2 separate regions of the Homo sapiens genome follow, and region 2 is linked to region 1. Evidence: chromatin loops called from intact Hi-C (ENCODE). Cell type or tissue: endothelial cell of umbilical vein. All regions are shown on one strand. Links, peaks and the distances in the headings refer to the core of each region. The heading gives the core; the rest is flanking DNA. Region 1 overlaps LOC124905020 (a long non-coding RNA gene). Region 2 has its middle 18 kb from the start of KCNJ15.

Evidence for each region. Hi-C counts contacts between places; a loop is a spot of excess contacts. Peaks named below come from ENCODE experiments on the same cell type or tissue, not always from the same donor. Only the 100,000 strongest peaks of a DNase experiment are listed, where the experiment ranks them.
Region 2: it touches region 1 in a loop (4-fold over the local background); 3 of 110 quality-filtered maps call a loop at or near these places.

The regions. Positions count from the first base shown.
Region 1 is chr21:38,161,453-38,178,025 of GRCh38, forward strand. LOC124905020 (a long non-coding RNA gene) reads left to right here. Exons shown (of 3, transcript XR_007067862.1): 2 at 7,717-7,816; 3 at 9,346-10,248. Among named protein-coding and RNA genes, the nearest start is that of DSCR10, 36 kb to the right of the region's middle. RefSeq lists an enhancer at 10,323-10,617. In endothelial cell of umbilical vein, for the core only: CTCF peaks have their summits at 8,956 and 10,834 (motif pointing right); DNase peaks (open chromatin) are centred at 8,989, 9,469 and 10,559; H3K27ac peaks cover 2,433 bases.
Region 2 is chr21:38,230,902-38,247,474 of GRCh38, forward strand. It overlaps a transcript of KCNJ15 not described here and the pseudogene SPATA20P1. Among named protein-coding and RNA genes, the nearest start is that of KCNJ15, 18 kb to the right of the region's middle. RefSeq lists enhancers at 14,224-14,303, 14,384-14,433. In endothelial cell of umbilical vein, for the core only: no CTCF peak of the experiment used is centred there; DNase peaks (open chromatin) are centred at 9,390, 10,400 and 10,570; H3K27ac peaks cover 2,143 bases.

The DNA.
Region 1 (16,573 bases), core at 5,233-13,232:
TTTGCACTTGGTTTAATGCCCTGATGGCACCATCCTGAAATTCTTTTTTCTTTTTTGTTTTTTGAGATAGAGTCTCATTCTGTCGCCCAGGCTGGAGTGCAATGGTGCAGTCTTGGCTCACTGCAACCTCCGCCTCCTGGGTTCAAGCGATTCTCCTGCCTCAGCCTCTGGACTTGCTGGGACTACAGGCCTGCATCATCATGCCCAGCTAGTTTTAGTATTTTTAGTAGAGATGGGGTTTTGCCATGTTGCTCAGGCTGGTCTCAAACTCCTGACCTCAAGTGATCCGCCTGCCTTGGCCTCCCAAAGTGCTGGGATTACAGGTATGAGCCACTGCGCCCAGCTGGCCATCCTGAAATTCTTAATACTGTGTAAACAAGGGTCCTGAATTTTCATTTTGTCCTGGGCTCCACAAATTACACAGCTTGTCCTGGTAGGACTGCATGGTGGGATTTGGAGAGCTCTGGATTTAAAATTAGGCAGTCTTGGATCAGATCCCGCTCTTCTACTTAGTAACTGTCATCTTAGACAAGTGATAGCATCCTCCCTCCCAGCCTGAGTTCTCTCATCTACAAAACAGAATTACAAACAGAATCCCACCTTTCTGGTGGGATTGTTGTTAATACTGAGTGAGTTCACCTGGCATATACAGCTAGCCTTGACCCTGGCATGAAGTCAGTAAATGCAGATAATTTGTACTCAATTTAAGTAAATTGTATGTCGTTCTTGAAATATATGTGAGTGACCTGCAATTTAATATAATAAAATATGTATTTCTTGAGTTGCTCTTACATGTACTATGCAAAAGTTCATATTTACAATGCATTATCATGGCTAAATCATAAATATGGGAAAGTCAGTTAAATAAGACTTTAAAAGAAGAACCCAAGTCTAGTCACCTAACACTTACGAGGCATTTCTCATTGAGAAACCGGATTATCTTTTATAGCCTCTGGAGACTCAGAGCCTATCCCAGGTTCCTACACATCCAAGAACAAATGTGTCCTGAGCAGATGAATGAAAGAGTAAGTGGACCCCTCAGGAAAAGAGCGTTTTTAACACCCTGAATTAACCTCTCAATATTCCTCTAACAAGAAAAAGTGTTAGGACACTGGGGCCTTAACATTAGCTTTCCTACTCACTGAGTGATCTTGACAAGTTACCTAAACTTTTATTTATGTATTTATTTTTGAGACAGGATCTCACTCAGGTTGTCAACAATCGAGGGTCATAGGTTCTTCACCCAGGCTGGAGTGCAGTGGCAGGATCATAGATCACTGCAGCCTCGACCTCCCTGAGCTCAGGTGATCCTCCCACATCAGCCGCCCAAGTAGCTGGGACTACAGGGACACCCCACCATGCCGAGCTAATTTTCTTTTTTTTGGAGATGGGTCTTTGCCATATTGCCCACACTGGTCTCAAACTCCTGGGCTTAAGTGATCCATTCACCTTGGCCTCCCAAAGTGATGGGATTATAGGCATGAGCTACTGTGCCTGGCCATCCTAAACATTTGGACTTCAGATTCGTTATTTGTGAAATGGAAAGTGAAGTCATCATAAAATCTCTTTCAACGTATTGGAAGGAAGATTAAATAAACTTATAATAGGTGAACACTTTTTGTAAACTCTACAGTGGTGTACAAATGGGATGTGTTAACTTTATATACTGTTGTTGTCAGTCCAGTGATTCCCAAAAGGTGACCAGGGAACCCTAGCTCCTCAGGGATAACAAGCAAAGCCAGTATCCTTTTCAGCCTCAGAACTTACCAGAGCCTTTGATGTGCTAATGAGCACTGGAACACTCTGTAAAAGAGGAGCATGGTTTGTGGCATTTCCCAAATACATTTGTCCAGAATCTTCTGTCAGAGAACTCCTTAAAGGATTCACGTTTTAGTGGGGCACCCACTGGAAAACACTGGGCTATCATGTGGACTGGGCCTACATGGGTTTATTTGGTAGACATGGTGCCCTGCTCACCCATCCTCTTCAGCCTCTCTCCCTCGTCATGCAGGCAGTGCTTTCCTGAAGAGTAACAATGAGGAGATGGGAGAAAGTAGATTATCTGTTTCTTAACTGGCTCTTTACCTCTCAAATAACCTTCCTCTTTGGGGCATTTTTGCACAGTTCTCTCTAGATTTAATGCATTGAGGGCAAAATAATTAACCCAAGACTGATTGCCATAGTTATTATTATTGTTCTCCTCCTCCTCGTCCTCCTCCTTTTCCTCCTCCTTCCTCTTTCTCTTCTCCTCCTCCAACTTCTCCTTCTACTCCTGCTCCTGCTCCTTCTCCTTCTTCTTCATCTCTGTCTTTTTCTTCTCTTCTTCCTCCCACTTCTTTTTTTTAAACTCAACTATGTGATGATTTCTTCTTTTACAACAATTTTATTGTCATAGTTTGGCATAGTTTACAAATTTTCAATGAAATATAAACCCTAAAATTTAAAATATTGCTCTAAGAATTTTTAAAAATAGAGTCATCTTTAAGTGCAAAGGGGCATATTATTCAAATTCAATTTTGAAGTTTATGTTTGTACCTTTCCTGGGGTTAGGGGCCATTTTAGAACATGGTAATCATGGACAGTATCTGATGGTACTGGTGGCCATTTCAATAGCTGTTAGCTGCAAATTCAACAAGTATAGGATACCTGTCTCCTTCTTGGGACTTTCATGGCATACCCCTTTTCCCAATAATGCTGTGTGGTAAAAAATAATAGTAATAATAATGCTGTGAGGTTCAGAGAGACTGAATAACTCTCAAAAGTCATGTAAAAAAGATATATGACAGAGTTACTATTTGAACAAAGGTTTTCAGACTCCCAGGTATTCCCTGCAAAGAGAAGGTATGAGGAACAACCCCTTTGTCTCTGTGACCCCACAGAAGCCTCTGGGACCCCACTTTCTGATTCTTCCTCCTATTCCTTTTTGTCTTTGATCTGCTTCTATTTCTCCTCTCCCTTTTCCTCTTGTCTTTTATCTGATCCTTGCCAATCGTGCTCTCCAAAATGAAGAACCTATGATCCCTCGATTGTTGACAACCTGAGAACATTTCTTGCCCTACCCAGGACAGAAGGAAATGACATAAAAACATTTTATTCATTGGGTGAAATGGGATTATTTTTGAGCTGCTCTGTTCAACATCAGTGAGGCTGCTCAATAAAGAGAAGAGGAAACCTGGCATAAAAGAAGAAACTGGGCTTCAGCTTTGCATGCATATACATGTTTATTGCAGCACTATTCACAATAGCTGCAAAGACATAGAATAAACCCAGATGCCCATCAATGGTGGATTGGATAAAGAAAATGTGGTACAATACACCACGGAATACTGTGCAGCCATAAAAAAAGAAAATTATGTCCTTTGCACCAACATGGGTGCAGCTGGAAGCCATTCTCCTAAGTGAATTAGTGCAGAAACAGAAAACCAAATACCACATGTTCTTACTTATAAATGAGAGCTAAACATTGGGTACCCATTGATATAATGACAGGAAGAGCAGACACTGGGGACTCCAAACATGGGGAGGGAGGGAGGAGAGTAAGGACTGATAAACTACCAATTGACTACTATGTTTACTCCTTGGGTGACGGGTTCAATTGAAGCCAAAACCTTAGCATCATATCCATATAACAAATGTACACATGTACCCCCAGAACTAATATTTTTAAAAAAATAAGAAACATTTCCTCCCAGAGACAGTGTCCTAATGTGGTTTTATCAGAGTCGGTTCTTCCTGGTGGGAGATAATAAATAATGGCATCTTATCCAGAAGACTTCATCAAGTACCTGAAGTTTACTCTGGGAACATCTGGGCTGTAGCCCCTCCTTCCAAGGAGCTCTGGGATCAACTTCTGATACTGAGAAGCGTGAAGTTCGAATTCAACTTTAGCCTTGTTATGCTTGTGTGTGCACTTTCACACTTATTGTTAAGGGATTCGTGAGTGGCTGAGGAGAGGAGACACAGAAGACTCCCTTTCTTTGTAATGTGCAAAAAACCATAGAGAATCAGTAAATGCAGATGAATGGGAATATAAAGCACTTACTGTTCTTATGGTTCAAAGGTTTTAGAACAGGCACATCCACCTTTACTCAGCCACAACCAAGAAGACTGGAATTCAGAAGCACACTCGACCTCTAAGCCTGCCTTTCTCATCATGCTGTCTCACACTTCTCCCTGGATAAATAAAGGCGACCTGTGCCCTAGCATTGATAATGATGCTGGGGACAAAGTCAAGCTCCGACAGTGTTGGGACAGTCTCTGGAGTCTGCCTGGGCCCTGGCGCCTGAAATGGCCTGGCTGGTCCTTAGGCCGGGCCACCTTGCCTGCCTGTTTTCTGGTTTCTTTCCCTCCTGGGCCATCTGTTTTTCACCTGCCTGATGGCTGCAGTCTGCTTTCCATCTGGTCATCGTTCCAAAAACATGGGAAGCAGAATATGACAAATGGTGATAAATGGAAAGAAAGGAGTCACAGAGGTTTCAGCGTTGATCATCCACAGATTTACCAGCCATTATAAAATTTGGCTCCTGCTTATTCATTTTCATCTGCATGCCAAAAGCAATCGATTGTAGAAAAGACCCGCATTCTTTGTCTATTTTACTTGCCAAGTCAGTTGGAGTCCAGATGGTGACACTGACCTTTGCAGAGTTCCTCATTCTTCCCAGGAAATGTACATTCGAGGAAAAGTCAAGCCTCTTACCACTTTAGTGGTACCATTAAGAGGGTGGTTGGGGAACCTGGATTATTTTAAATGCATACACGCACACACACCAAGCCTGGAACATGCTGCTTGCTCTTATCATCAAGAGTGTTATAATTTTGGGCTGGCTGGAAAGCAAAAGCTCCAAGTTAGAAAGCAATCTGTTCCACCCCTGCCCCCTCACCCTCCCTGAAGCCAGACGGCTGTAGTGCAGCTTTCTCCTCTTCAGACACACACCGGGTTGGAGCCTGTTAAATTGCATCGGCACTGACTGGACCTCACAGAGGCCCATGTTCTATGCCCCTCCGGGAACCCTCATTGGCTTTTGGATACTTTCCTTGCTACTCCGAGTTCGCCAAATGCTGTGATAGACCCTTGTAAGGTCACAAGAGTGCAACAATGAGAGAAAAAAAAAGCTGTGATTCTAAAACTGAACCACACTCCTACATTATCAGGATTTTTCCATTTTCCAGTGAGAGTGGAATAGAGAAGACTTTCTGCCCTGGAGCCTGGTTCCTTTCCATGGATCTTAACAACAGGGGGAAATAGTAGACCCTGCACCTGCAGGAGGAGGAGGGTCTGGGGAAAGACAAAGCTGGGATTAACCTCATGCTACTAGTTATAAAGAATGATTTGGAAGGATCAGTATCACCCAAATTAGCTATTTGCCAAACACTGAATATCTATCAACTGATAACCACCCTCTTATTATTGAAATAATTTTGTTTTCATAAATCCAGTTCTAATTCAAGAAGATGCCGTTTCATGTGAACTCCATCAGATTACAGCTCTCCAGGCACAAGGGGTCGCTGGCTTAGAATCAAAGCACATGTCCAGATTTCCTCCTCCTCACTTTTCTTCTTGGTTGTTTATAGATGCGAAATTCTCTTTCCTTGCTTCTCCATTCTGTGGCTTTAGGGATTTAGAAGAACAAGAGCTAAATCCTTACTTTGTGTCAGGGTCCGTAACAAAGGCTTCACACGTCTTAACATGTTGAGTCCTCAGAGCAAAGGCATGGAGAGGGATATACTATTATCATCCCCATTTTACATATGAGGACATCAGGGCACAGATAGGTTAACTTGCCCAAGGTCACAGGCTAGTATGTGTGGGTTTGAACCAAGGCCATGGAGCTCCAGGATTTGTGCTCCTAAACATGTTGCTGTGGTCCCCCTTAGAATGTAGAGCAAGAGTTCTCAGCTGGGGGTGATTTTGCATTTGGCAGGGGCCCTCTACTTTAGCACTGTCTGGAGACATTGTTGATTGTCACAGGTGGAGAAGCACTCCTGGAATCTCGTGAGTGGAGGCCAGGCTGGAGATGCTGCTAAACATCCTCTAATGTACAGGGCAGCTCCCCTCAGCATAGAACTCTCCTCCCTCAAGTATCAATAATGCTGACATTGAAAAAAACCCCGATGAAAAGAAATCACCGGACACATACACAGAAATGTACACAGATGTATAAATAGTAAATCAATCAATCAATCTATCTCTGTTGATCCACCTATCTAGCTAGCTACCTATGTCTTCCTTCTGCTCCCAGAAGACAGCTAAAAGGTTTACTCTTTTGAAAGGGCCTTTAAAGTATTCACTATTTTGAAAGCTTTTAGTAGTAATTTTCATATAAGAGTTATAGAGTAAAGTGATTTACAAGTTATTGTTCCTTGAAAATATAGTGGTGTGTGTGTGTAGTAGGGATGGCTCCCACTTTAGTTCCTGTGGACTTTCCCTTTGGCTGTGGAAAGTCCAGGTCATTCCCTAAGACCTTGTACCTGTGATTTTTGTCTCCACTTGGCCTTTGAGAAAAAAGCTGGGCCAGGACAGGTCATCTGGCCAAGGCCAAGTTCTCAGTCATTTTAATTCTAATTACATCCAGCTTACATTACACATTATGTTAATATCACACTCCATCATGTTACAGCAATATACATTATGTAATATATTAATAGACATTACCTATTCTGTTATTAGCACATGACATTAATACACCTTATATTAACACACATTAAATATTACATCAATACACATTACATGCTACATTGACAGCACATTACAAATTACATTAATAACACATTGCAAATTACACTAATGCATACTACATATCACAGTGATGCACACTACCTATCACATTAGTAACACCTTCCATATTACATGATTAACACATTACATCTTATATTTATACACATTATATATTACATTCATAATGCACTCGATATTACATAACACATTACATATAATGTAATTATATGGAATATATGATTAACACATTACATATTGCATTAATGCACATTACACATTATATTAATATGTACATCCTGATGCCTGGTTGAAGGAAGCTCATTCTTTCTGGAGTCCCCAACTCTAATATTCCTGGTCACCTCCAGTCCTAGTTGTCACCTGCAGCTGATCTAGACAACGCTGGTTTCTCAAAGAGCTGACAGTTCCCCCAAGGGCAGCTCCCTCCCAGGCAAGCACAGGCCCCTTGGCTGCCTGGGAAGTTCTCCATGTTCTTCACCCTAGCTTGCTTCACGGCCCACAGACATCCCCTTTGTGCTGTGCTTACCCAGTGGGGTCCTGGTCCTTTGGGGTCACCCCCACAGCTGCTCTACTACAGCCTACATGGCTGACCAGGGAGACAGGTGAAGCGATGTCAGTGCTTGACAACTCACACGGCCCAGCGAGCCATTCCTCAATGCTGATCAGTTCCCACAAGTAACAGGCTCTGGCTGAGTGAAGGAGATGGTGCAGGTGCAGGTCAAGACAGGGTCACTGCCCTTCTGGAGCTTGGGTCTAGCAGGAGAGCGGAGTAGAGGTAAGACTTTAATTAAAAGACCCATTGATAACTTGGAATTAAGGGTGATGTGCTGTTATATCTAGCTGTGAGGAAAAAGATCATTTGGTTTCAGTTCTTAGACCTGGGTGCTGGGCTTGGGGAAGCTTGTCCAACTCTTCTTTCCCTCCAGGTGAGTTCTGTCTTGAGGCCTCTCTTTCATTTGTTCCCCCTGCTCTGTGGTTTCTAGGTGCATTGCCCATCCTTCAGAGAGCTCTGTGTGAATCCATAAAAGGTGCTTAAAGCTTTTCACTCCATGAAGCCTCATCTGTCTCATGAAAGCAATAAATGTAAGTGGACATTTGGGAGGAAATGTTTGCTTTGCATGCTCATAACTGGATGGCTCATTTGGATGGAGATTGCCCCAGACATCCATGTAAGTCCTCCATCCTAGTAGACAGCAAACTACTGCAGCACGAACCATATTACATTACTAACACACTACAAATTATACTGATACACACTACATATCACAATAATTCACATTACATATTACATTAGTAACATCCTCCATATTACATGATTAACTCATTACACCTTATATGAGCTGGTTTGTGCTGCTCCCTATGTAAGCACCCTCTGTAATTCCATCAGGATCTCAAAGGTCTGGAGCTCAGGTTCAGCCACAGTACCTGCAATGCAATGAAATTAATGGTATTATGATAGTAATGATATGATAATATTAATGCAGGCTGTTGTGCAGTACACCTACTAAGGTTCTGGGAAATAGAATCCACAAGACATGATATACACCTTATCCTTCCTTTTCCTCCAAAACACTGCCACGATCTATCAACACCATCATTTAACAGATGTTGAAAGAAAGACTCTAAAAAATAACTTGCCCAAGGCCAGTCAGTGAGTTGGCTGCAAACTCTCTGTCTTTCCCCATTTCTTCCTTTTCTCTATTCCACGTAGTATTTAAGTCATCACCTCCTGTTCACCCCACAGTGCTCAGCTCTGCCACCCCTCACTCACTGGAGCACCAGTGCTCAGGTCACCCACTATGCCTACCTTGCACATCCCACCTCTGGCTGCACCCACAGGCTCACGCTAGGCAGGGAAGGGCAGGTAAGGGCATCAGGCATTGTGCCCTTCCATAGCCAGGCTCATGGAGGGCTTTCTGAGCAGAGATTCTAATTCTGCCAGCTGACCTGGTAGAAGCCCCCAGGCTGCAGCCCTGTTCTGCCCACTTCCACTCCCATGCATAGGGACATCCACAACATCCACACTCCAGGTAACTGAATCCACCTCCCCACTGCAGCATTTCAGAAGATGCTAAGTGCAGGATGAACCACACACTTCCTTCTCCAAACTGGGCCACTTTTGAGAGTAAAAGAGGCATTATTAATAACTGAGACAACAGGTGGATGCTGGACATATGTCATTCACCCTGTTTGACAAACTCCTGTCGCCTCTCACCAGCAGAGGAGGCTGTGAGACCAGAAGACTTGGAAGGAAGTGGCAGGCACTGATTGTTTCTAAGGGAGCTGGGTTGGATCCTCGTTTTGTGTGGTTGGGAGGCTGGCAGCTGGCAGTCCCCTCAAGCCAAGCATGATGTAGTGGGGGTAGGTTATCTTTCTTCTCACTGCCTTAGTGTCCTCAGGATTGCCTTGGGGCCACTTTTCTTGTCATCAGGAAGTGAGCAGGACCACAGCTGATGACCCTCAGCCTGTCATTTTGGTGCAATCCAGGGTTTAACTGGCCGGGGAGTAAAGGGGACTGTTGCACCATTCCAGGCTGGCTGAGCCTTGTATCTCACCTCCCCACATCTCTGTATCCCTGGGGCTAAATGGGGCTGTTTCCATGCTCCTTCTAGAAGCTTCTCCAGCACCAGCCTTCCCCCAAACCAGAACAAGAGCATTGATCTACACCCAAGAGGAGCAGGAATCAGCAGAAACACAATGGAACAAACTGATATGCCATCTAGTGGAAACACAGAAAGCCTCAAATGAAAATCTCAGCCAAAATGAGGCCACTCAACCAGTGTCCAGTGAATCAAGTTTCTGACAAAAGTCAGCTAAATCAAACACCTCTGTGTTTCACCCTTTTTGATGGCAACGCCTTAAATGTGACTGCTGCTCAGAAAGCCAAGTAAAGAAAATATAATGGGGCTGCTATTGGCTCATTCCGAATCAGGCATTTTCTCTCAGGTCAGCATTTGGGATCAGAATTTTGATTACATAATATTGTCGAAGGCAACAGAAAAGGACCATTGACTCACAGGGTGTTACAGCTGATAAAGGACTTCAGAATTAATCAACAAACATTGAGGCAACATTAACTAAAGGTCAAGAACTATTCTAACCACCTTATAAATATTTATTCACTTAATTCTCACAGCAGCCCTATATATAAGCACTAGCATTATCTCCACTTGACAGATAAGGAAACTGAGGCATGAAAAAGTTAAGAAAGGTGCTCAGGGACACACAGCTGATAAGGCTTCGCACCCGTTTGGTTAGGCTCGGAAGCCACTGCACCATGCCCAAGGTCACAGAGCAAGGAGTCCAAGCAGTATTTCCCTTACTCAGAGATATGAATAGCCAGAAACACTTAGGATGTTTGGTTTTACAACCCACAACCTCCTCCCCCACCTTCGCCAAAAGATAAACTATTTTCTTTTTTTCTGGAACTTACCTAACATAACATAATCTACATAAATCTACAAAATAATGTTGTTCATGAGAAAGGCATATTCGATTCAAGCTTATCCACCTTAAACTGCTTCTGCATAACCAACCTAGACGTATACAGAGTCCCTTCTGTTAGTTCCTTTGATGGATTTTTGCTTTTTTTCTCCTGAAAGTAAAAAGCAGGAACATATACTGTGATTTATTAGGTTTTGCATCTGTGACAAGGAATGCAGTCCTAGAGAGGGCGGTAATTAGCTAATGCTTCTGGAATGCTGCTTCCTTCCCACCAGCCCCTGGAGGTCAGCAGGCCAGGGGCGAAGGCAGCTTTGTCCTGCCCCTATGGGAGGTTGTGTTTCTCGACCCAGTGTCTTGAGTTTGCTTCGGGGCCGGCATCTATGGAGAGCAGGGAGCATTTGCACTCCTTGGGGAAGAGGCATGAGGAGGGGCAGCGGTGTCCTAAGCTCCTAGTGACTCAGTCTATTCTTGACCTGCCATCACAGGGATGAGTTTGGCCTGAATGAAAGTCACACACCCTGAGCAGGCTCTGAGGTTTGGTTTAGTCCACAGTTTTTCAACCTCAGGACTATTGACGTTTTGTCGTGGGGCTACTGGATGCACTGTGAAATGTTAACAGCATCCCTGACCCTCCACCACTAGATGCCAGTAATGGCTGTAACCGTAATAGGTTCGCTGCCTGATGGGCAGCCAGCAAGTCAGTACACCGAGACAGCCAGTTGCAGCAGAGAAAGAGGGTTCATTGCAGAGCCGCTGAATAAGACGGGAGGAAACCTCAAATTTGTCTCCCCGAGGAGTTTTAGGGTTAGGGTTTTTAAGGGTTTTAGAGTTGACCAAAGTGTGGAGATCAGTGGTTGATCGAAGAGTGCAGGGTGAAGGCATTGGACAAGAAGATGAAGACGCTGTATTCTCATACTGATTCAGTTCCTCTGTGAGGTGAGGGTCTTCTAACTGGTTGGTGTGAGCTGTTCCACTGGAATTCAGGATCTGAAAAGCATCTTAAGCAATTTTTTTTTTTTTTTTTTGAGACAGAGTCTCACTCTGTCATCCAGGCTAGAGTGCAGTGGTGCGATCTCGGCTCCCTGCAAGTTCCACCTCCCGGGTTGACGCCATTCTCCTGCTTCAGCCTCCCGAGTAGCTGGGACTACAGGCGCCCACCACCACGCCCAGCTAATTTTTTGTATTTTTACTAGAGACGGGGTTTCACTGTGTTAGCCAGGATGGTCTCGATCTCCTGACTTCATGATCAGCCCGCCTCGGCCTCCCAAAGTGCTGGGATTACAGGCGTGAGCCACTGCGCCTGGCCACATCTTAAGCAATTTTTAAGCAAAAGCCTTGTGATTCTAACCTCAGAGATGCTATCTATAAGAACAACAGGGATACAGATGGTCAGTGTCTAGGCCTACCTGACTTTCTGTTACAAGGAAGTGGGCCGAAGTGCAGCCTGATTAATGCTTAATTATAACTATATTTCTGTACAGAATTCTTGTTAAGAATTATTGGGTCCAGGATTGACCTAATTTTCCCAAATTATTTAAGATTAATTATAACATGGCCTCTCAGATTGGTTCAAGGGTAGAGTGAGGGGGACCATGCCATTTGGGAAGAGCCATTCAGACATGTCTAATAAGTAAGCATTGCTTTTCTCTACCTTACTCAATATTCTTTACAGATTTCAGAAACAGCCTAAAACAACATTCCACACATTGAATGCATATACTAGTTCACAGTGAGGCCCTAGAGTACTGGAAGCAAAGCTGGGAAAAATTAAAATTCTAAATCTTCTACACAGTAAATGCAAACATGAACTGGACATTCCTCATTTCTTCCATATTTCCTTTTCTACCATCTTTAGCCTATTCTCAGCCTCAGATGGACTGACGCATTAAAGCTCCAGAGTGTGGGTAATTTATGGAACTTGAAAAATGCATGTCTGGGAGCCATGGAGAGAGGGGGAAAGGGCAGTCCCAATCAGACCCTCAGTCTCCTCTTTGTCTTTCATGTACTCTCTAATGTCTACTCCATTGAGTGTACTCTTGGTACCCAACTCCTTTAATGGGAGAAGCTTTCAGCTGTTGCTCAGGGTATTGCTGCTCATATGCACTAAAGCCATTGAGCACACTATTCAGGGGACCCTCACCAGCCCTCTTGGATATTTGCACTATTGGTGGTCCTGAGGTGACCTCAAGGATGAGTCATAGGAGTTAGTCAATCTTTCAAAGGGAGTGTCTGTTCCCTCTGCTGGGAGATCGTGTGTTATTTGATGCAAATTTTCAATACAAACCCACTTTAAATACAGAAGACATCCCAGATGGAAAGGAAAAACCTTTTCAGACAGCTATTCTTCAATTTGGTTTCTGGAGGCATAATTTTCTTCGATGGTAGGCAGAATTCTAAGATGACTTGTGCCTTGAATAATCCCTTCCTCTTGAGTAGGGGCAAGAGCTGTGGATATGATGGGATCTCACTTTGTGTTATAATGTATGGCAAAAGGGACTTCTGCAGATGCAATTAAGGTCTCTTAACAGATGAGTTAAGGTAAAGGGAGACTGCCCCGGTTGGGCCTTATCTAATCAGGTGAATTCTTATGGTCTTAAAGTCTGAGACAGAAGTCAGAGAGAGGCATGTTCCTGCTGGCCTGGAAGAAGAAAGCAGCCACAGTAGCTAGAACCAAAGAGTGGTCTGAGAGCTGAAAGCAGCCTCAGCCCAGGAGCCAGCAAGAAAATGGGGACCTCAGTGCTACAATCAGAAGGAACTGAATTCTGCCAGCAACCAGAGAGCTGGAAGAGGGCCCTAAGCCTCAGATGACCTTCCAGCCCTGGCTCAATAACTTATGTTGTTTTAAGTCACTAGGTCTATACGTAATTTGTTATCTGGCAATAGAAAATCAATGCACCTTCATTTTATTTTGTTGCTAAATTGGATATTCACTGTATTTTCTTATTTGCTTTGTTCTTGATGCTCTGGCATCTAGGGCCTTGTTGACAGGAGGAAACCACCCTTCCCAAGGCTTTACTATCCCAAAGATTGTAAAGGACTTGCCCTGGAGCATGCTTTTCATATGAAAACTAACCAATCCAGAGGCCTTACTTTGAACCACCTTCTCTCTCTGGCTCTTACACTCCAGGAGGTAATGTTCCTCTGCTCTGATCATCTCAGGACCAGGTACCAGACAGCTAGAGACAGCCCCTATACCCTGGAGCCTATCAAAATTACTTAATCTAGCAGATCATACACCTACCTAGTCTGTTTACCCTGCCTCACCTGTTCCTTCCCATGAAAACCACAATAAAGATGTCTGCCTCTGCTTTCCCCATTTCCCCACTCTGCTTCCTTATAAACTTTGGTCCTTCCATTTGTAGCCCCTCCTCTTGGGAACTGTGAATAACAAACTATCTTGTCAGTAACAGTCATCGTCTGATTTGTTGGCCTCACCATACTGGAATAATAATAAAACCTATTTAAAACAAACTGTTAGGATCGTTTTGCTTATACATTTCTTCTCTATGTGTTCTACTCAGATCCTCCCAAACTTCAGAAGTGTCAAAAAATACTAAATGCAGATTATTAAATCTTGACCTTAATTAGGTTCCATTGTGAATTTTTTAAATAAAAAGATTGTTTTAGTATTAAAAAAATTCTTCACAAGGGATAACAAGCACATCTTGGCTTTTGTCCCTTCTTACAGATTTTTAGCATAAGCTGAAAGAAAAATAAAACTATGGGAAAGATTTTGCCAGACAAAACAGAACAATAGGCAGAGTTCCATGTAAAATGCCTGATTGGTGCAGGCAGCCAGTATCCTCTAATGGAAAAATTCACAAATGTAACAAAAATAAATGGTGCATCATACATTATGTTTGTCAATACTTTTGTGATGATTTATGCTAGAATGGCAAGCCAGAGATTGCCTAATTTTATGTCCTATGCTTTAAGACCAGCCTCCCATACTTTCCTGAACGTCTGAAGAGCTTACAAAAGGGCTTTTGCTTTGTTTTACTCAAAGAAAAGTGAACTCCTTCTCTTACTAATGATTTGAGCATTTTCCTCTCAGGAAACAAATAATATTTAAGCAAGTGATTTAGCATGACACTATTTTTTGCTTCTAATGTAAAAGGCCTATTACTTACAAAGAAAAACTAGATATTTATAAATAAATTATTTTGTTAATAATGTGCTGTTCCTTTACACATCTTATTATCTTGTATTAATAGCTCTAGCCATACTGACATTTTTAGTTTTATCTATACATGATATTTTCTCTAAGAGGCAGATTTTAGAGGCCAGTCAAGCATTTGGATATAATTTTGTGCAAGGATTTTTTTTAATTTACAAATAATGGTATCACATACCTGAGCATCTGCAAATAAATTGGTAACTGCTATAGTTACAAATAAACACACACTCATGTATGCACACACAACCATGATCATAAACATATCCCTGTGCCTCTCCCTTTTCTATGCACACCTCATACATATAGGGGGTATGTATGTGTATACCTGTGTGTGTGTGCGTGCATGTTTTTAATACTAAAACAATCTTTTTATTTAAAAAATTTGCAATGGAACCTAATTAAGGCCAAGATTTAATAATCTGCATTTAGTATTTTTTGACACTTCTGAAGTTTGGGAGGATCTGAGTAGAACACATAGAGAAGAAATGTATAAGCAAAATGACCCTAACAGTTTGTTTTAAATAGGTTTTATTATGTTTGTGTGTGATACTCTTATCAACTAATTGGGCAGTAGATTTTGTATTATGGCAAACATATCACTTTAGAATTTGACATGCCTGTGACTGACACCCACACTACAGCATACTTACTTCATCATTGTAACTTTGGATATTTTAACATATTTGGATGTTCATTTATTTTTACAACAGGAAGAATAATTCCTATCTCACCAAGTTACTAAGACGGTTAAATATGGCTCCACCTGCCTGAAATCCTTTTTCTCCTGACCATCCACACTGATGTCTTCTTGTCCTTTGAATGTCGCTCACTGTTGTAGAAAGGGTAACCCTGACTAATTAGCTAACATAGCCATCTAATGACTGTTATATCTCTTGATTCATAGCACTTGTTTATGTCTGCTTTGATCATATTCATTTCATTAAATATATATCTTACTCCCTCTGTAAGAGAACAAATGCTGTGAGAACAGGACCTTGTTTGACATGTTCATTATTCTAGCATCCAGTGCCTGAAAACATGCCTGACACATAGTAGTCACTTGATCAATATTTGTATGAAGGAAAGAAGGAAGGAAGAAAGGAATAAAAGGAAGAAGAGGGGTTTGGTGGGAGGGAGAAAGGGAGGGAAGGACAAAGGAGTGTGAAAAAGAGGGATGAAGGGAGGCAGGAAGAAGTTTAAATGTCCAACACAATGACTAACACATTACATAGGCACTCAATATACTTCAATTTTCTATTTTGTAATCTGTGAATTTTGGTAAGTTTCTTAAACTCTTTAGGCCTCGCTTATCTTATCTGTAATAATGGTACATGCAGTACCATCCATTAGGATTGTTATAAGGAATAAATGGAAAACAAAGAAATAAATGCAGAGTATATTGCACTGTGCAGAACTATATACTCATTAAATATTACATATTAATATTTTTGTTACTTCCCCCAAATGATATCATCGGACACAAACTTCTGAGTTCAATTAGAATTTATAACTTACGGATATGAATTTGTTCAAATAGTGTTATATTTCCTTTTATAAAAATAACCATTTGAGATATATGAAACTTGAACTCTTGGCCTCAAGTGGTTCTCCTGCCTCAGCCTCCCAAAATGCTGAAATTACAGGCATGAGCCACTATGCCTGGCCATTTGTGATGTAATTAATAAGCAATCAAGGAAATACTTAACTGTACTTATAATTATTAAGTTAATGTGACCAAAGTTAAACTTTAATACAAGGAATGTGTGAGCCCTTAACTAAAAATTATAATCCCTCTGCTTGTTTGATGGCTGAATCAAATAAACCATAAGAAAACCACTAGAAAATTATACTTGTTTTCAATACATCCTTATACTTCTGAATAGATAAAGAAGCCACCTTAAGTTTTTATTAAGAACAGTTTTTCTAACCGCAAACAAGAATAAAACAATAAGGTAAAATGCCACCAGAAAATGAAAACGTGAGTAATGACTTTCTTTTCATTGCCTGATGGGTATAGAGGGTTATTTTTTCCCGTACAGCATAGTTTAATTTTTTTTCATTTCTTATAATGAAATTACTGAGGTACTTTAATGAAGATTTCCTGCAAAATAGATTAAAACTTACAAAGTGATACAAGATTTGTGCTTTCAGCCAGAAATTGTCTTTTAATTGGCCAGTACAAAGACAAGAGAAGCTAAGGGAAATGGAATACCATTTGT
Region 2 (16,573 bases), core at 5,614-13,613, 70 kb after region 1:
TTCCTTTGAATTCCCATATACATTCTAGAATCACCATGTCAGTTTCTACAAAATAGCCATTTGGAATTTTGATAGGTATTGCATTGAATGTATAGATCAATTTGATGAGTGTTGCTATTTTAACAATAACAACTCTTCCAATCCATGAACATGGGATGTCTTTCCCTTTATTTTGGTCTTTTAAAATTTCTTTCAACAACGTTTTGTAGTTGTACAAAGTGTTACATTACAGCATCATAGTATTCACTGTGAAAGTCTTATAATTTTTCATTAAATTTGTTCCCAAGTATCTTATTCTTTTTGGATGTTATAAATAAAATTGCTTTCTTAATTTCTTTTCAGATTCTTCATTGCTAGCCTATAACAATGCAATTAATTTGTGTATATTTATCTTGTATAATGCAACCTTTCTAAATTAATTTATTCTAATTATTAATAGTAGATTACTTAAAATTTCTACATACCAAATTATGTCGTATGTAAATATAAGAACTTTTCCTTATGTTTTTGCAATCTTAATTTTTAAGATTTATCTTGTTTACCCAATTTCCCAGGCTAGAACCTCCAATATATTGTTAAATAGAAGTAGTGAGAGTGGACACACTTATGCTGTACTTGAGCTTTGGGGAAAAGCATTCAGTCTTTCACCATTAAGTATGATATGAGCTGAGATTTTGTATTGTTTGTTTTGTTTTTGTAGATACCCTTCATCAAGCTGAAGAAGTTTTCCTCTATTCCTAGTTTATTGAATAGTTTTTTTTTTATCATAAATGGATTTTGGATTTTGTTACATGCTTTTTATGCTCTATTGAAATGACCACGTGTTTTTTTGTTCTTCTTTCTATTGATATGGGGCATTATATCGACTGGTTTTTTGGATGTTAGACCAGCATTATATTTCTGAGATATATCCCACTTTGTCATAGTGAGTGTGTAATCCTTTTTGTATGTATCCATATTTAATTTGCTTGTATTTTGTTGAGAACTTTTGTGTTTATATTCGTAATAGATGTAGGTCTGGTTTTCTTGTGATATCTTTTGTTTTTGTGTCCATATAACCAACCTCATAAAATGAGCTAGGAATTGTTTTCTATTTTTTCAAAGAGTTTTTGAATAATTGTAATAATCATTTGAATAAATAATGATTCTTTAAATAATTGGTAGAATGCACTAGTGAAATTATCTGGGTCTGGGCTTTTCTTCTGGGAAGTTTTAAAATTACTCATTCATTAGAGGTTTTTTTTTTTTTAAGATTTTCTATTTCCTCTTGAGTCAGTTGCAGTGGTTTATGTGTTTTTAGAAATTTGTCCATTTCATTTATGTCCATGGCATACAATCTTTCATACCATTCCCTTATAATATGTTTTATTTCTGTAAGGTTAGTAATAATATTCCCTCTTTAATTCTCGATTTTAATAATTTGAGTCTTCTCTCTTTTTTTCTTAGTCAATCAAGCTGAAATTTGGTCAACTGTGTTGGTTTGACCAAGGAATCAACTTTTGGTTATTAAGTTTTGATATAACTTTTCTAATCTTTATTGCATTAATTAGTGCTCTATTTTTTATGTATTACTTTCTTATGCTTACTTTAGGTTTCATTTTCTCTTATTTTTGCAGTGTCTTAAGGTGGAAGTTTGGGTAATTGATTTGAGGTCTTTCTTCTTTTATAATGTAGATATTTATGGCTATACATTTTCTTCTAAACATTGCTTTAACTGCATCCAATTCATTTTAGTTTGGTGTGTTTTTGTTTTAATTTATCTCAAAGGATTTCTGAATTTCCCATATGACTTCTTCTTTGAATCACTGGTTTTATTTATGAATGTGTTATTTAATTTCCAAATATTTATACATTTTTAAAATTTTATTCTATTATTAATTTCTGATTTGATTCCAATGTCATTGGAGAATATACTTTGCATTATTCAAACCTTTTAAATTTACTGAGGCTTGTTTTATGGCCTAGCATATGGACTGTCCTGAAAAAAGCTCCATGTACACTTGAAAAGAAGATGTATATTCTACTGTTTGTGGGCGGATGGTCTATAGATGTTTGTTAGTTCTAGTTTGTTATAGTGTTGTTTGTTTATAATTATATATCCTTTATAACCTTCTTCCCATTCTATACATTATTGAAAGTGAGATTTTGTAGTCCCTAACTATTATTGTTGAATTGTCTGTTTCTTCCTTCAATTCCATAAGTTTTTGCTTTATGTATTTTGGGACACTGTTGTTAGGTATTTATATGATTATAATTATTACCTTTTTCTCATAGATTGGCCCTTTTATCATTATTATGTGTCTTCCTTATCTCCACTAATATTTTCTGGTCTTAAAGTTGATTTTGTCTGATATTAGCATAACCACTCTGGCTCTCTAAAGTTGCTAGTGGCACGACATATCTTTTTTCATTCTTTTACTTTCAACTTATCCTCTGTGGACAATATATAGCTGAATCTTGTTTTTTTATCCAATTTAACAACTTATGCCTTTTGATTTGACTGTTTAATCCATTCACATTGCATAATTATTACTGTGATTGGATATATGTCTGCCATTTTACTCTTTGCTTTCTATATGTCTCATATCACATTTTGTTCCTCTGTTCCACCTTTATTACTTTCTTTTGTATTAAATTAATGTTTGAAGTATAATATTTTAATTTTTAGTGATTTTTAGTATATTTTTAGCTGTTTTCTTAGTGGTTGCCCTAGGGCTGTGTAGACTGACTAAGAAAAAAGAGAGAAGACTCAAATTATTAAAATCAAGAATTAAAGAGGGAATATCATCACTAATTTTACAGAAATAAAAATTATTATAAGGGAATAGTATGAACAGTTTATATATTAACTTATCAGAATGATGTGTACTACCTTAATGCAAGTAAAATATAGACACTTTACTCTTACATAGCTCTATTCTCTCTTCCTCTTTTTTAATATTGTTATTATACATATTACCTATATATATGTAACGAACCTAAAAATATATTGTTATAATTATTACTTTATATAGTTTTATGTCTTTTAAAGAAGCTGAGAGAAGAAAGGAGAGAAATACGTATTTGTAGAATTTCTTTCATTAATCTTCTTATTTATCCTTTCTGAGTCTCTTCATTTATTTCCTGTGCATTCAGGTTACCAACAGTTGTCAGCTTCCTCCAACACAGCTCCACTCCCTTTCACCTCCTTTGGGCTCTTTTTGATAAATATGTTAGATTTTATCTTTGTTATAAGCCCTAGATTATATTTTGAGTGAAAGGTCTACACCAAGCTTGTCCAACCTGCGGCCTGGGGACCACATGTAGCCCAGGATGGCTTTGAATGTGGCCCAACACAAATTCATAAACTTTCTTAAGACATTGAGGGTTTCTTTTTTTCTCATGAGCTATTTTTAGTGTTAGTGTATTTTATGTGGCCCAAGACAATTCTTCTTCTTCCAATGTGGCCTAGGGAAGCCAAAAGATTGGACACCCTTGTGTCCAATTATTCTACACAATATAGAAAAATGATTACTTACTGCAGCCCTGGGTTCCTGGCCGACTAAAGAGAAACACCCAATAGAAACAACTTCCTTCTAGCAAGAATTAACAATGGTAATTAAGAGACTTTGTAACTTTGTGATCTGTTCAAAAGACTGCCCAAGGCTAAGCCTAAAGGAACTTTCCAAGTTATTAACGAGAGTTTCACAACTCTGGAGCCTTTTATGAACAGGACAGCAATGCACTGAAACTATCACAACTGCTTCAATGTCTGATATTCCTATGGTTATAGAGAACCAACATGAATATTGCAGTTAGAATTACTAGAGAGCTCTTTTTCTTATATAAACACTTCAACAAATATGAGTTTATGCATAAAGACATCTTTTTTCAGAAGCTGAATAATGAGCAAATCCTTTTTTACAATGTTTTATATTTTTGAATTTTAAAATTTGTTCAGCATCCCGAGTCAGACAAGTAAGAATGAAATCAAACGCAAATCTGGCAACAGAGATGTTTTGTGACTCATGAGTAAGCCATTCAGGTACAGACAATACCTGTCAGGCAGGTTGGGTGTGTTGCTAGATCACTTTCTCCATGCTCAAACACAGATATGATGTCTCGACACCCACATAAGGTATTTCATGCTAAAATCAAGAAATACTGGGAGTTCCACTGAGACCTTAACTTTCAGGAAAAATAAAATCAGTGTACTCATTGAAGAGTAGCTATAATCACTCTTTGGACACAGAAACGTTGCACTCTTTTTTGAAGGTTCTTTCTTGAAGCAGACGTTTCTTTCCATTTCTTTTTTTGTCAGAAAATCATTTCACAAACTGCTTTGAGATTTAACTAAATTTCTTATTTTTTTTTTTTTAAAGTTGAGCTGGGACTGGGCATGGTGGCTCACTCCTGTGATCCCAGCACTTTGGGAGGCCGAGGTTGGTGGATCAAATGAGGTCAGGAGTTTCAGACCAGCCTGGCCAACATGGTGAATCCTCGTCTCTACTAAACATACGAAAATTAGCTGGGCGTCGTGGCACGCGCCTGTAATCCCAGCTACTCAGGAGGCTGAGTCAGGAGAATGGCTTGAACCTGGGAGGTGGAGGTTGCAGTGAGCCAAAGTCGTGCCACTGCACTCCAGCCCAGGCAACAGAGCAAGACTTCATCTCAAGCAAAAAAACAAACAAAAAAAGTTGAGCTGGAATTTGAGCTTATTTATTATTCCTTGAAAATCAAGTGTAGATACCCTCGATTGCTACCATAGGGAGTGCCACAGCAAGAGCTCAGTGAGTATAATTTGTCCTCCTGTTTTTTTCTTTGTTTTGATTGCACATTTACTCTATCAATAATATGAATGTTTCAAATTTTGTCTTTGAAATGTGGACTAGCAAAATTACTAAGATACTGAGTACTTAAAGTTACTTATAAAATACCGCTTAAAGATATCAACATCTGTTCATCTGTAAAGCACTCTAGAAGTTGTTTGCAATTTTTACTGACAACTAAGTGAAATATAAAGATAAAACATTTGGATCTTTGATGAGCTTCAATTAGAAATGTTTTTTTCCAGAATATATCATTTTTCTAATGATAAATGGTTTAGATTGTGTTAATATTTCTGTTCCACAATTGTATTATTTCCTTTTGCCCATAGACTTTTTATTCATGCATTTCTTCAAAAAATAAATATTATATTGTTTCATCCCAATGCTTATATGGAGGCCCAGGAGGCTCTGCATCCCAACCCCTCTGTTTTCTGTCTTACCTGCCAGGTCAGGATGAGAAATGCCATTGGGCTTATTGAGGCAGGGATGGTGAGTCTAGCTTTCAGTTTCCTGTACCTGGCTGACATGATTTTCTTCACCGTCACTTGCTCTGGCTGGTATTTGTATCCATATAGAAAAATATAAACATAACAAAAGCTTTGGACAAATGAAATCAAATTCTAATTCTATTAGAAGGCACCTGATGTCATTCTCTTAATGACTTTTTAGAGTATTACTGCACAAATACCCTCCACCAGGGGGTAGGGGAGGAAGCCTGTATTCTCCTCTGTCTGCATATCTAGTACTTTGCTAGTGGCTGACTTGGTGCTCCATAAACATGCCGTTTCTTCCTGACACTTTCATTTTCTTAAGCCCATTAACAGCATGAGATAGACACATATGGGTGGATTCCCAAGTCAGATGCTTTGTTCTGAAACTATCTTTAAAATCTACTGTAGACTGATTTTCAGACCATTTTCCAGTGATGGAAACAGGCTCTCCCTGTGAATTTATGCAGCCTTGTTTCCCCTAACGTTTCACCCAAAATGAGGTTAGCCCTGGAAATTCCAGTGTCCCTTAGCTACAGGGGCCCTCCACTGAGAATGGCTTACTCCTATGTGTGGTACAAGTATTATGTTTGTTGCCTGTTCACATCCCAGGAAAAATACTGATTTCTGCTCCTGAAGTCATAAAAGATTATTCAATCATAAGCCTTATGTTTGGGATTATCTTCAACTATAAGCGGCTGCACACATTCAGCTTGTTCTTCCTGACTGAAGGGTCCAGAAGCAGACAGTCTATGGGTGGGAGGGTAACTCACAATGTCACCAGGGACCCAGTTCCTTTTCATTTCTACTCAGTCATCCTTGGCACAGGCGTGGTACTCTGTGTTACAAGAGGGCTGTTTGGTCCACCAGCAGCAAGAGGAAGGGAAAGGGGCAATGGGCAAAGATGACATGTCTATTGGCAAACTCTTCTAAAGAGATTTCCCAGAGGCAGGACGAACTTCTCACCCAAAATTTGGTTCAGATGTTGAGACTGATGATACCATATATGAATCCACTAAGAAAGTATGGAAAGGTTTATTGCTTACATAATGATCCAAAAATAGCTTTAGAATCCAGAGAAGAGAGACTGGCTTGGCGTTTATTGTGGGTAGAGATGAGGCTGGGGTGAAGGCTTTTGCACAGGGGTAGAGGCTTGTGGGGTTTAAATTTCCCACCAATTCCAAAGGAGGGAGCACCTGGGCCTTCTTTTCAGCTTCCTGGATATGGAACAAAAGGAGAAGAGGGAGTAATGAGATTTGAATGCAGCCAGACATCAGAAATGTAGTCAGACTCTTTATTGCACTGTCTCAATACCCTTCTCCTGGCATCTTACAGCAGGCTGAGAAATGTGGTGTTTTAGTGGCCACAATGGAGGGCTGTTAGCACAGGAGTGCAGGATGGAGGTGAGCGGGGGGGCAGGCAGCAGACTCTGCCAGCCCAGCCATCTCGTCTTTCCTGCTGACCTCCATTCAAAGATGAAAAGTGACCTTGGCTGTCCACAAGGATCAATGGTGTTGAGGTACCTGGCTCACTTTTGTTACATAACCAAGTCCAGTGAACTACAGTAATGTAGCCTTTTCCAAAGCTTGAAGGAGCAAGAGGAAAACCATGAGAAGGAAGAAGAGAGCTACCCTTTGGGACACAGCAGGGCCCAGTGAGTGTGTTCAGCTATAAATATGGGCATCCTAAAGATCCATCGCAATGGTATGTCCTTCTGTTAATTGCAAAGACAAAGGGAACACACAAGCTAAAAACAACAACAAGAACAACAGTAACAATAACGATAGAAAGCAAAACAGCCTAATTCTGTCCTCTAGGCTGGAGACTGTAATTTTTTCCCCACCGTAGGATACTGTTAAGTTTATTCTAGGGTGAGTGGGTGCCCAAGGGAGGCAGTGAGTATGGCTGAAGTCACCTGGTGGCAGGGTGCTCAGGGATGGCCACAAGTTCTACACGGCCCTGCAGGACCTGAGTCTTTAGTCAGTTGGGAAGCTCTACCTTCTGCCCCAGCCCAAGAGGGTTGGGGCAGTCACGGATGTAGCAGTTTTCGTAATTCACAGGGATCCATGATGAGCATTGAGCAGGCTTGATTCTCACACACATACGCAGTGGCCTGGTCTTCCTGCCTTCGGAGGGTACTCAGGAAAGGCAGCCAGTGGGACAGGAAACTCGAGGGGTCCCCATCAGCCAGAATCAGCACCATGTTAGGAATGTAGACAGGGTGGACGCACTGCACCAGAACTTTGGTGTCCTTGGCCTGGCGGTCTCCACAGATGGTGATCTGCCTGAGGGTCTGCTGCTGGGCTGAGAGGGCACGGACCATCTCCGGCAATGCCACCGGGACATGGTGCATGTGCTGGGAGAAGGCAGTCACTAGGCACACACACTTGTCCATCCAGTCCTTGTGACTCGTGAAGCTGTGCAACCAGAGCGGGTTGTGGGCTGACACGGAATTGGCGCTGGGCTCTGGAGACTGTAATGTTTTAAACTCTAGGAGGAATGTCCTCTGAAAGATTGTTCAGAAGAGGAAGTTGTTTTCCCCACTGGAAGGAAAAGAGGGGAGAAGAGTCAGAATGATTAGATAAAAGTGCTTTCCAATATGTTATTGTCCAGAGCGTGGTGTAGAAAAACAAAAGTATAGTAAAAAATGATTCTCCCTTTCAGTTCTCTCTTTAACCTTTCTCTCTCTCTCACATTTTTGTACTCAGATGTTGCTCCCTGCTTAAAAATAATTCTGCAGTTGAAAAGCAAGTCACTTGGGAAGATCTGCAAGTTAAAGCCCTACCAATAGTTTTCAAATATGACAATAAATGTCTGGGTGGTGATGAAGGGTGACTTGCAGAAGCACCATTTTCCATTGAGAAGGTGGTTATTGGCTTGCTATTAGAGGAGGAAGAAAAGATCTATGTTTATGGTGCTGATGGAGAAGCATTCAGAACTAGCTGCTTTTGTGTTTAATATTTCAGTGAGGCAGGTGTCCCTAAAGGCATGTTGACACTTACCTCTAAGGATTCAACCAGAAATCTCTTTGATTTGACATTTATTTTACAACTTTGATGTTTGTGACCACTGCTCAGTTCCCACAGGTTGCTGTTTGACCACGACAAGGTCACAAAGCCACGAAGCCATAAAATATGTTCAATTCAATAGCTAGTTATGGCTCTCGGCTCAGGGACCCCACCTCCCCAAAAACTAGCAGTCTAGAGGACTCCCTTGGCAGAGAATCTGAGCACATGCGTTCTGCGAAGCCTCTTCTGGGGTCCTGATTTATTTTTATTTTTTCACTTTCTCCCCTTTATTCTCTTGATGAGCTTCAAAAAAAAATTCCATTGCAGCTGGCAAGGCCGAAAAGGTACTTAATTTCAACCACATTTTTGGTACCCTAGGAAAACTAATTAGAAATAATATACAGAGAACAAGGTATGGCATAGATGCACAAGATCTTTGCAGGCCAGTGAGCAAACCAAAGATACGAGAAATCGTAGGTCTGCCAACCTTATCTTAAAGTAAAAAATTGAGTTACAAACAAAATACAAGTGCCACCACTCCTAGTGTGGAGAAGTCAGCTTGGGCCCATATCCCAACTTTAAGTAAAGTAGAAAACATTTATTTTATGTCTGCTTTGCCGTGACTGCCCTACAGTGGAAACAGGACATTTTTGCCATGAATTTATCATTTGATGCAGATGTTTGGCTCAAGTTTCCTGATCTTGTCAGCAAAGTTGACGTTAAAACATTAGAACAAGAATTGTGGTTTATTTACGTTTTCTTACAAGGTGTAAATTTGCATATATGAGCTTTGTTTTTATTGCAGCCTCTTAGCCTCTAGTTTTGGAGTGTATGCCCTATTTTTTCTCCATGAATAGTTTGATAGTTGTACTTAAATTTATGGGTTCTTTCTACCTCTTTCTACCTTTATTTCTCCAAGTACCAGCACATTTTATTACAGTGATTGCTGCTTTCCTGTTATTTTTTTAATGGCCATCAAGAAATATAGACTCCCATCGTAGCATTGCAGGTGGCTAACCCCATCTTGACCTCTAGACTTTTCTAAGTCTGCAAAGAATAAAAACAAGGAGGAATTTGCAAAGTTCATCAAGTCTAGACCTTCCTTAGAGGCCTAATGATTATATTTGAAGCCACTCTGGCCAGTTTTCCTGATTGGAAATGGTTAAAAAGTAGCTAGGAAGTTCTGAAAAAGCAAAAGTGGTTAAGATAACAAGTTAAGCATTAGCAAGGAAGTTTTTCTTCAGTTCAAGTATTAATACATGGTCTGGGCTTTAGGAGTAATTTTACACCAGTTGTCTGTTTTCCTTTCAGAGGTGGATGGAAAGTTGTTCTCAAAATGCATCTGAGTTGTTGAATATCCATTATGTTACAGGGAAGCCATTCCTTCTTCCAAAACAGTTTTAATTTTTATGGAGTCTAAGTTAAAACAGGAACATTTATTTTCTTATGGGTAAAGTTCCTGGAATGCTCTATTACATGGATTTAGTACATTTTTTGACCAAATAACACTTGACCAAACATTATTTTCAAAATTGATCTCTCTTTAAAAAACAAAAAGATTTAAAAATATGGTTCCTTTTGCTGATGAGCATCATACTTTGGCATTTAGTCTGTAAAACCTTGGCATTTAGTCTGTCTTCCTGGAGCTCAGTTTCTTGAAATGCACATCTCGCATTCAGGGCTTTCATACTCAACAGGTGGTACCAGCCACTGGTGTTCTGCTTATAATAAAAATGATACATGTGTATTAATATTGCTCTTGAAGTTAATAAACACACCCAAATCTGGTTAATTTGTTCAAATTATTGACAGATTCTCTGTGATTTACCAGGATTAATGAGTATGCAAATACAAGGAAGAATGCCCAGGATAGAGAACATCATGGAACATATTGTACTTTATTGTAAAATAAAAATAGCCCTGGACAGCCCATGGAATGCGTTCTAACAGCATAATCAGTTCTTTACTGTGGTTTTCCTGCCAGGCGGGGAGCCCTGTGTCACACAGGGTGGGTGCCAAGTGTCTGGTTTGCGCTTTGGTAAGATTTTTCTTTTTCTTCCTGATAATTTTCAGGTTTGCAGTTTCTCCAAGTGCAAAACATCCAAGCCACCCTCCCTCTGCAGTGGAGTATTGATTTTGTTCTAGATTTCTCAGCAAAGGTTGGGATATTAGAGTTCAAAACACAAGTGGGCAGGGTGAGCCCACAGTCTCTGTGACGGGGCCTGCTGGACACTCCCAGTCTGCCGGCGAATGGCAGAGGCCTGGGACAGCACGGTGGAATTTTCATCTCGTGCAAATGAACTTGGCCTCTTAGATCCAGGTCCTCTGCTACCAACAGTGAATTTGTTACAGTGTGAAATGCTGAGGCAACTACCTAAATAAATCTGGGCAAAATATACTATCGAAGCAATCTGGGATTTCCACCCTTCATGAATTATCTCACATTTTAGTCTAAATTGTTTAAGAATGACTTGCTCACGGCTGGGCATGGAGGCTCATGCCTGTAATCATAGCACTTTGGGAGGCCAAGGAGGGCGGATTGCTTGAGCTCAGGAGTTTGAGACCAGTCTGGGCAACATGGTGAAACCCCGTCTCTACTAAAATACAAAAAAAATTAGCTGGACATTGTGATGGGCACCTGTAATCCCAGCTACTTGGAAGACTGAGGCAGGAGAATCGCTTGAACCAGGGAGGTGGAAGTTGCAGTGAGCCAAGATTATGCCACTGCCCTTCAGCCTGGGTGACAGAGCAAGACTCCATCTAAAAAAAAAAAAAAAAAAAAAATGGCTTTCTCCCTTGCTCCCTTTTTGCCCTCTGTCCACATGGTCCCAGAGTCGGTGTTTGAAAAGCGGCTTTCCACTGTCCAGAGAGGATTATTCTTAACAGGCTGATGATCCTGGAGCCCACGGCCACACTTCTGGGCTCTAGTCACCTCTAATCCACGTTGTGATAATTGGTCATTTTGTTTTGTGCAGGCAAGACTTGGATGTGCAATTTTCATACCATCTCTTGATTGTTTACCCAAACAGAAAATGTAACCAGGGAACCAGCAATATGGTAGTTATGCACTTCCCAAATCAACTTGAAGTTGATCCTAAATGCACGCTGTTTCCACTGCTGCTTCTCTGATGCAGGTTCTGCCCCAGTGATAGTGAGCTGGGGTTACTGTGAACCAAGATTGCACACGGGGCTATATGTGGAAACTCCGACCCCATGGTGCCTGCCACACACTCACACACATACTCTTTGAGACCCAACCAAACCAGCACTCAGAGGCAAAGAGTTTAAAGAGGTGGGGCTTTATCCAACATTGGAACCATTTTAAATTCCCCAAGTAGCTCCATTTCAAGTTCTTCAGATGGCCTATGAAGATCGATAGGACGTCTTTCCCTAAGCCCTTGCCCTCGTGCCTCTCCTGACACACGCCCAGCATCTCTCTTCTGGAGGCCTTCCCTGCTAAAGCTCTTTCTGTGCAACTTCTTGGCTGACTCCTCCATCCCCAGGAGGCTCTATCTAACAGCAGCCTCATCAGGGACACCTTCCCCTCCTGCCACCTGCTCTGTGTTCCCCCAGCCCACATCTTCATTACACAAACTATTTGTATGCTCACTTATAAGCTTAAGGGAAAGAGACAGTAAGCTCGTCTGGGTAGGAAGTCTGTTTTGTTTACTGCAGTCTCCATATCCTATGGAAGGGTGCCGGGCCCACTGTAGATGCTAAATTAAAACCTGGTAAATGTTGAACAAATAAAATGATTAAATCAAATGGTGTAGTATGCAAGGAAGAAACAAAGATAGGGATTCAAGCCCTGCCTCTCTACCTGGCTGTGTGACTTCAGCTCAGTTATTGAACTTCTCTTGCTTTTAATCTTCTTATCATTATAATTACTGAGATTTGGGCCACGTTTTTAGAAAGTTAAGATTTTGTGTGGCTTTTTGAGCTTTGACACTTTAAAATTGTTTATCTTCTTTTCTGATTTTTTTTTTCCTGCTGGGCTGTAATTTTCTTAAGGGCAGGATTATTAAAGATGCATCTGTTTATTTCCTGAAATTCACAGGACAACACTTACACTCAGGTGCTCAATAATCATTTGTTGGAAATAACCTGTTTTGTTTTTTCCCCAGAAAGCCTGTTTCAAAAGGTGTATTTTATAGTATTTGATCTGCTAGATCGAGGGTTGGCAAACTTTTTCTGAAAGAAGTCCAGGCAGTAAATATTTTGAGTTTCGCGGCCATACTTTTTGAGATGGAGTATCACCCAGGCTGGAATGCAGTGGCGTGATCTCGGCTCACTGCAACCCCCACCTCCCAGGTTCAAGCTATTCTCCTGCCTCAGCCTCCCAAGTAGCTGGGATTACAGGAGCCTGCCACCATGCCCTGCTAATTTTTGTATTTTTAGTAAAGACGGGGTTTTGTCATGTTGGCCAGGCTGGTCTCGAGCTCCTGACCTCAGGTGATCTGCCCGCCTCGGCCTTCCAAAGTGCTGGGATTATAGGCGTGAGCCACCATGCCCAGCCTATATTTCTTTATCACAACTCTGCAACTCTGCCATTTTAGCCTGAAAACAGCCATAAACAATTTGTGAACAAATGGGCATGGCTGTCTTGAAATGAAACTTTATTTGCAAAAAACAAATGACAGGCTGCATTTGACCTGGGAGCTATAGTTTGCTGGCCCAGCACTAGACGGTTATTGTCATAAAATAACCATTTTCTAAAAACGAACTCTTTGTTTCCACTGTGTTTCTGAGTAAGTTACATGAGATCATTTAAGTTTCATTTCTATTGTTGGCCATTTGTTATATGAATAAAGATTTGCTAAGTGACCCTCAAGCTTGGGTCTTTATTTCATTTTTAGATTATATAAGGCTTGACCCACTTAAGAAATGTAACCGTCTTTTTATTTCTCCTATTAATTTTTTTTTTGTCTTTGTGACTATCTTGTTTATACAAACTGAACCTGAGACAAAGCCGCTAGTGACTGCTTTTTGTGGTTAAACTGGTTTCGAACCCACCAAAGTCTAGAAGAGGGAAAGAAAGAATTGTACCAGATTTGATGTGTTTTGTGTAACGTAAGCCAGATTGTACCTCCTTCTCTCTCTCCCAGGTCTGTATACAACTTAGGACCAAGAGGTGGACTTTGGTGTCTTAGTTCAAGCTCTAAAAATACCAGGGAAGCAGGGACCACGACACATCCCAGGCTTGGTGCAGAAACCTGACCTGAATTGGACCTTAAGATCAGAATATAGATCTATTGTCTTTCCTCACCTGGCTGTTACCAAACTAACTTCCGCATCTCCTGGGAGTGCTTTCTATTTCATCCAGGCAGTGCCCTTATCTGATCTGGAGTGGGTTTATCTCTGGGAGAGCTATTGAAGTGCCTGACAGGAGAGGACACTAAGAGTACCTCCAGTCTCCAACTGCCTCCTCCGGCAGAACTGAGCAAGTCCTAACCATGCCAAAAACATCATTATCTCTGGTTCCATCTTAGTCCCTGCACACCCTAGGATTCAAGGACTCAAGTAAGTTGGGGAGGGGAACATCTTTTCACCCCTGGAAAACCTTGTCTCCTCCCAAGCCCTGGGAGGGGAGAACTGCTGCTAATGAGATGCTGGTAGTTAGTCTTGTAATTTTTACAGTATTATCTGCAGAATGAATGACTACCAGCAGGTACTCTGAATCTCTTTTCTTTCTAATAAGATGTAATCAACGAACCAGATTGTGGCCTTGGAGCTGACCAAAGGATCAGCTAAAGGAATTGGACACATCCTGAGCTAGTTAACACATGGGTATTGTCGGTCTAAGATGCTCTTTAGGGGCTAGTGACTCATTCATGATGTGCAGGAAATGGCACAGACACCTCCATGACCACAGAAGGTTTCTACAGGCGCCGTCATCACAGGGTCTACAAACAGAAGGAAGTCAGAGAGAGAGGCTCAGGGGAAGGCAAGGCGGGGCTGGAGACCTGGATTCTACGTCGGAGTTTACCGCATCCTGGTTCTATTCCCAAAGTCCTCTCTGTGTGGCCATATGCCTGATTCTCAGCCTGGCTTCATTCCAGTCATCTCAGGATCTTACAAACAACATTGATGTCCAGGCCCCACCCCAGACCAATGAAATCAGAATCTCTTGGACATTAAAAAAAAAAATGAGTGATTCTTTCTGGGTGATTCTAATATGTGGTCAGGGTTGAGGCCACTGCTTTACTTCATTACATCATGACACTAAAAATACTACTGGAAAGAAAAAAGGAGGGCTACCATCTGCCTTCCAATCTCTTCAGCTGGGAACCTCTTCATAAGACTGTATCTGAAACCAGGATACGAGATCCTTATAAGTAATTCCATTTATAATAACAAAGAAAGAAAAGAAAGAAAGAAAGAGAGAGAGAGAAAGAAAGAAAGGAGGGAAGGAAGGAGAGAGGAAGGAAGGGAAGGGAAAGAGAGACAGAGAAAGGAAAGAAGAAAGAAAGAAGGAAAGGGAAGAAAGAAAGAAGGAAAGGAAAGAAAGAAAGAGAGAGAAAGAGAAAGGAAGGAAGGAGAAAGAGAATGAAAGGTGTTTACAGCTGGAAATCAAACAGAACTTTGCCTGACACATGTTCATTTTTGGCCATTTTTGCCTTTTTTGTGGTGTGAACCATTAGTTCAGCCCAGTTAACCCTGAGACCACCCACAAAGACTGAATTCAGAGGTGGCTGTCCAGTACAGTGATTCAAGGTGAGGCCTGTGAAGTGAGATCAAGATTTGAATTTCTGCTTCTCAGTTCACCAACTATTTGACCTTGGGCAAGTGACTTAATTCAAGACTTAGTTTTATCATTTATAAAGTAAGAAGAATAATACCTGTCTTACATACTCTGATTTGTTGATATGATAGTCAATATGCTATAAGAATAAATTAATAATTAAATGACACGGTAGACATAAGGCATTTAAATCTAATTCCTGATCCACAGCAAACCTTCAACAAATAGCAGCTGTTATCATCAGAGCTAAAACGAATCATGTATCTAGGCTAGGGTCTGGTTTCTTTGCTGTTTTGGATAATGGCTTAGGAATAAGAATAATGCCCACTGAAGAAGTCTTGATTTTTCTTAAAGCTCTAAGCTCACTAGAGTTTTTTGCGTGTTGCCAATTTCAATCAGATCCAGGAGTATTGGTTACTGTTGGCCTATATGATGAAGATTAACTTTTGGAAGAATCTTTCTGTGGAATGCAGGCCAAAAGAATTCTGAGGCTGCTTTTGATTTGCTTTGAGTTCGTTGCAGCTAATGTGAAGGATGCAAATATTTCTATATTCCCTACTATCTGCTTGGGGTCTTCAAGAGATGAGTTACAGTGACCTGGAGGTAACATTTTAAAAATGCTAGTTAAGATTAGTGTTAAAAACACAGACAAAGTCTGAATCTCTCCAATGCTTGATTTTAATTTTTAAAAAAGAGGAACATATTACAAAGGAAGCAGAATTTCAACATAATCTTTAGATGGTAAATTATGTTTTACATTAGTCTGCATTATTACCACAATACTTGCACCTGGCTGGTATGAGGAGTGTGTGTGTGGGTTAAAGGGAGCTGTTATTTACCTGCTTATCTATCAGACTGGTAATACCAATCTCACTCTGCAAATTTAACATCAGGGATTTACTGTTCATAATAGAATAAATGCATATTGAGAACCACACTTGAACTTAGCCCTTCTGACAGGAAACTTTCAAAGTTAGAAGTTACACTGAGCTTGAATTTTAAGAGAGAGGAAAAGTCATTTAATAAAACTAAAAAATGAAGGATGGATGGATGGATGGATGCATAGGTAGATGGATGGATGCATAAGTGGATGGATGGATGGATGGGTGAATGGATGGATGGATGGATGGATGGATGGATGGATGGATGGATGCATGGATGGATGGATGGATGGATGGATGCATGGATGGATGGATGGATGGATGCATGGATGTATAGGTATATGGATGGATGGACAGATGGATGGATGGATGCATAGGTAGATGGATGGATGGATAAATGGATTGATGGATGGATGGATGGATGGATGGATAAATGGATGTATGGCTAAATGGATAGATGGATAGATGCATAGGTGGATGGATGGATCGATGGGTAAATGGATGGATGGATAGATGCATAGGTGGATGGATGGATGGATGGATGGATGGATGAATGGATGTATGGATAAACGGATGGATAGATGGATAAATGGATGGTTGGATAGATGCATAGGTGGATGGATGTATGGATGAATGGATGTATGGA